2 separate regions of the Mus musculus genome follow, and region 2 is linked to region 1. Evidence: chromatin loops called from intact Hi-C (ENCODE). Cell type or tissue: gastrocnemius. All regions are shown on one strand.

Evidence for each region. Hi-C counts contacts between places; a loop is a spot of excess contacts. Peaks named below come from ENCODE experiments on the same cell type or tissue, not always from the same donor. Only the 100,000 strongest peaks of a DNase experiment are listed, where the experiment ranks them.
Region 2: a loop joins it to region 1, with 1.9 times the contacts of the local background. A loop is called at or near these places in 5 of 42 quality-filtered maps.

The regions. Positions count from the first base shown.
Region 1 is chr5:125,243,078-125,245,577 of GRCm38, forward strand. All of the region lies in intron 2 of Gm32585 (a long non-coding RNA gene), which reads right to left. Among named protein-coding and RNA genes, the nearest start is that of Gm32585, 8.1 kb to the right of the region's middle. In gastrocnemius, no CTCF peak of the experiment used is centred here; DNase peaks (open chromatin) are centred at 1,028 and 1,855; H3K4me3 peaks cover 290 bases; H3K27ac peaks cover 1,145 bases.
Region 2 is chr5:125,116,462-125,118,961 of GRCm38, forward strand. It overlaps Ncor2 (nuclear receptor co-repressor 2), which reads right to left. Exons shown (of 47, transcript NM_011424.3): 4 at 2,156-2,333. Among named protein-coding and RNA genes, the nearest start is that of Ncor2, 62 kb to the right of the region's middle. In gastrocnemius, no CTCF peak of the experiment used is centred here; a DNase peak (open chromatin) is centred at 962.

The DNA of each region.
Region 1 (2,500 bases):
TGTGTTCATATGTATATGTTTGTGTGTATGTGTATATGTATGTGTATAAGAATTATGTGTGTGCATATATGTGTATATGTGTGTATGTGTGTATTTGTGTGTGTGTGTGTGTGTGTGTGTGTGTGTGTGTGTGTAAAACCTCAAACGAACCAGATCCCCTGGAGCTGAAGTTCAATGTGGTTGCTGGGACCTGAACTCAGGCCCTCAGTAAGAGCTGTATGTTTTCTTAAGGACCATGTCAGTTTTTGGCCTGAGGGAGGAGGACAGGGAGGGGGAGGGGGAGGAGGACAGGGAGGGGGATGGGGATGGGGAGGAGGACAGGGAGGGGGACAGGGAGAAGAGGGGGAGAAGGAGGAGAAGGAGGAGAAGGAAGAAGAGGAGGAGGAGGGGAGGAGGAGAAGAAGAAAGAAGAAGAAAAGAAGAAGAGAAGAAGAAGAAGAAGAAGAAGAAGAAGAAGAAGAAGAAGAAGAAGAAGAAGAAGAAGAAGAAAAGGAGACCATAGCTCAGTGGTAGGGCCTCTGCTTAGCCTAAGCCTTTGATCTTCAGCACCAGGAAAAAAGATAACCTCTGACAGACCCACAGCTCTAGAGGCAGCACCAAGAGAGAGGGGTTTTTCCAGGACACTTTCTGGGAAAAAGGGACAGAATGAAGCCCCAGGCTGGTCCTCTCTTGCTCTAGAGCCTGCCCTGCACCTGAGCCTGCCCATCAGAAGTCAGACTGGATGGATGGAGTGTTTGTGTATACATGCGTGTGTGTGTGTGTGTGTGTGTGTGTGTGTGTTTAATGTGTGTTCACATGTGCACATGTGTGTGTTTATGTATTTGTGTGTGTACTTATGTGTGCACATGTATGTGTGTGTGCATGTGCTGTTTACGAGGCAGCCATTGTTCTGTGAACTCACCCCTGCTGCCCCCTCCCAGAAGGGTTTCATCTCCCTCATCAGCAGCTCTACTGCTGAGTCCCTGATCCACCCCTCCCTCAGCCCTGGCACCCAGTGTCCCGCCTCCCATCTGCATGTGACAGCTGCAGCTGCCTCCCACGGGGCCTCTTGCCATCTGGGGGGCTGGCTGCTTCTTAGCTGAGTCTCTGTGTGTCACAGCTTGTGGCACAACTCCCTTCTCTCCCCCGTTTCTTCGTGTCTTAAATAGATTTTCTTTTTTCAGAGCATTGGGGACCTGCAGCAGGGAGCCAGCCAAGCCGAGGGAGAGGGAGGCTCCTAAGGGACCCAATATGTGTGGCAGCAGGGGTGGGGGGGGTATGTGTGCGGGTGGTGGGGGGAGAGGAGAAAGGAAGAAGACTACAGATTAAGTCCATCAGGTGCAAAGGTCCTGTGGTCAGAGACTTGCTCATAGAGACAGAAGGCTAGGAAGCAGGAAGGCCAGGGGTCTCAGGATGAGCCTCAACTCAGTCATATCAGCTACCGGCCCTGGGCACAGAGGCCTCACAGGGGAATAGAAGACAAGTGGGTCTTCTCTTCCTCCCAGGGAAAGACATGAGAACAGGCTCTACTCCCAGCCTGGCCTCATCACTATCCTCAGAGCAAAATATGACAGTCCTGTGTGATCTGAGGCTCAGGTAAGTTCTGAAACGGACTGAGCATCTCGAAGCGCCTAGCCCTGGCTGGGGAGCCGATTTGGAGCCAGCTAGGAGGCACACTGCATTCAGGTTCCACTTCCTGGATCCTTCTTGGCCACATAGAAGGTCACACCAGGGGGCCAGCCGCCTTCCTGACCCCACTGCTCAATTGTACTTTGTATCTGCTGTCTGCTCGGATCTGAGTCTCTCCCGGTGCCTGGCCCACTGTGGATGTAAGTGCCCACATTTGGTAGACAGTCAGAGAGACCCTGCTGTGTGTTAGTTCTGAGCTGGTGACAGGCCACAATCCTGAGCCAGCCTGGAAAAATGCAGAGTGGGAGGCTGGGGGGGGGGGGGGCGCCGAGGGACCTCCAGCTGCCAGCAGCAGCAGATCTGATTTTGCCTGCACTTGCAAAGAAGTGAGCACCAGCCAGGAGCAGCTCAGGGTGTGGAGCAGCCTAGGCAGAGGTCCCGAGGCAGGGCTGCCTCCAAAAACCAGTGGAAGCCATCAGGAAGGCAGATGTGAAGGGCAAAAGGGGTCACCCGTGTGTGTGTGTGGGGGGGGGGGGAGTGTATCACTGGCGTGAGAGGAAGGGCGCCACTGGCATGAGGGGAGGGCAACCGGGATCTTCGCTCTAAGGAAGGTGGGAGTCACAGGAGGAGAGTAGATGCTTTGGGCTGTAACAGATTTAACAGACTGCTGCTGCTTAAGAGATGAAGCTGGTAGGGGAAGGCGTGGCCACTGGAAACCCAGAGGACTGGATTAGTGCACAGGGTCCAGGCAACAAAGGTGGCTGGAACCAGGAACTGTGATCCTCGCTAATGAAATGGTTGCAGAACAGGCTGGGGGCGGGGGTGGGGGGGGGGTGGAGGGAGAAGCAGCCAGGGGTGACCCTGAGTCCTTAGTCCGGCATAGACAGATGGT
Region 2 (2,500 bases), 130 kb before region 1:
AAGAAGACAATGCAGAGAGATGGTAGGAGAGGGGAGGAGGGAGAAGGGGCGAGCACAGGGCAAAAGGGATGATGGGGAGAAAGGAGTAACACTTGAGCAAGAAGGTGATGCCAGAGACCAGAAGACAGAGGGAACAGATCACCCAGGAGTGCAGGAGGACAGCCCAGTGGCCACACCTGGGCCAAGTCCAGACCCAGTGTGGTCAGCAGGGTACCCTGCCAAGACTTCACGACATCCCACCAGCCAGCCTTGGGTACCCACTGCCATCAGTCCAGCAAGCGTCTGAGGGAACAGAGGGCAACCAGATGCACACCAGCAGTTTCAGGGCCTAGGGGTGGGGCCAGGCCAGGTTTAAGAGGCCACAAAGATACACAGGGGACTGGTGGTATGGAGAGGTGACTTCAGTGCCCCATCACACCAGACCTGATGGCCAAACACTTGAAAAGGAGCTAGACTTTCATGCCTGAGCAAGGAGGTTTAGGACCGAAGACCCTGCTTGTCTCCACATGACCCAGCGGTGAAGGGAGAGTGGCAGGGAAGATGAGAGGTCACTGCCACAGTCCAGGTGAGTGACGGTGGCCTGGGGCAACTGAGGCCGACCCAGGATAGGCAGTGGCTAGGCCAGTTGTCTACAGGACAGGATATGGGTGCTGGCTCATGGGCTAAGTGGGTAGAAGAGAAAGGGGGAGGGGTCCTGGAGCAACAGAGGAGAGTGAGCTGCCAGACAGAGCTGGGTGACGTGTCAGTCTGGAACTGTCCTATTTCCCAGGGATAGTCTGGGGCAGGGAATGAGGATACCCCAATCAATGTCCAGGAAACAAGGCCGTATTGTCCTGATATCCTGGCGCCAGCCTTAGGTCACCTGTCTGACAGGGGTGAACAGACTGCACTGGGAATGGGCTGGACTCCTATAGCTCTAAGACGCCAAGAACATTCCAGAACTCATGCCAGCATCTTTACTCTCCTATGGAGACCAGAGTCTGGTCTTGTCACCTGGTCCAGCCTGAAGGTGTGTATTCAAGGCTCACAGCCAAACCCTCTTTCCAGATAGCCTGGGTCACTTAAGGTCGGTCTGCTACTGACTAACAAGGAGCAAGCTAGGCTCAGAGAGGCCCGAGCCTGGGACAGCACAGCTGGAACAAAGGGAGAGCTAGAGAACAGACTGAAGGCTTAGAGCAAGCCTGGCTCGGAGTCCTAGCCTGTCATCAGAGCTGTGCAGAACTATATGCAAGGCTTTGATGTCAAGGCCTGCCCAGACTACAGAGTACATTCAAGGCCAGCCTGATCAATTTAGCAAGACCCCATTTAGGGGGAAAAAGTAATATGTGTGTACATACATACATACATATATATATATTAAAAGAGGTCTAAAGATACAGCTTGGTGGCAGAGGACTGTCCTAGGGTAGACAAGGTCCCGAGTTCATTCTCTAGTATACCAGGGTGTGTGAACACATGGGACTAAGCCAAGACAAGGCGAGTGACAGCCTCTGTGGAAACAGGGCTTGGCCTGACACTGCTCTGGGGCTCCTCAGGCAGGCCCACATGGCTACAGACATAGACCCATCCAGCCTACCTGGCACCCAAGGAGCCACTCAGACCTGGGCAGCAGCAGATCTGTCTGTCAATCTTCCTGAGGCCCTCAACTCTAGACCCTGACATGCCAGGCACTGTGCCATCCTTTCTGTCTCATCTGAAGGGACTCTAGGGTCGCCTTCCTGAATACTTGCTCAAACATGGGGCTGCCCTGGCTGTGCAGTCTGCTACATGAAGCCTGAGGAGTTGCAAGCCACTGTTCCACACAAGCTGTCACCTGTACAGCCCAGCCCCACCCCAACTCCAAGGCTTTTGCAGGACCCTCACTCTGCACTTCCCAGTCACACCAGCCAGTGATAACAGCCACACACTGCGTCCCGCCACAGGGTCTGTACACTCCCTGCCACCTAAAGATACCTTCCCACTTCTTTCCATCACCCACACCCTCTCTCCTTACCTGGTGGCAGCTCCAGTGCTCAGTCCCACCCTCATACCCACACCAGAGCTGCCCTCCCTCCTTCCACCCAGCCTTTCCCTGCCTCCGCCCCCAGGCCCTTTCCTGCCCATAGCAGCAGTGACAGCAGCAATAAATAGAGCCCACAGGCCTGGCTGGGGTATACCTTGGTAAGGTCTTCAGACCCACTCGGCTGCCCAGTGGCCAGCAGGGGTGATGGGCGCAGCAGGGTATCGGGTAGTAGCTCCAGGCGGGGGCGCTTGCTCTCGGTGAATTCTATGTCGGGCTTGCCCAGCTCAGGCAGGAACGTGCGGGACTCAGGGCGCAGGTGGAGCTCCTGAGACCTGTGAGAGGCCAGGAATGCACATCACATAGGAGACAGAAGCTTGGGACCAAGACTCCAGGTGTCCACCTAGCCAGGTTCTCATGAGGAGCCTTGTTAGAAGGTTCCTCTGTCTTCCCCCTACAGGAGGGGACATGCTTCTGTCTCGTGAGGCCTTGTTGTGACTAC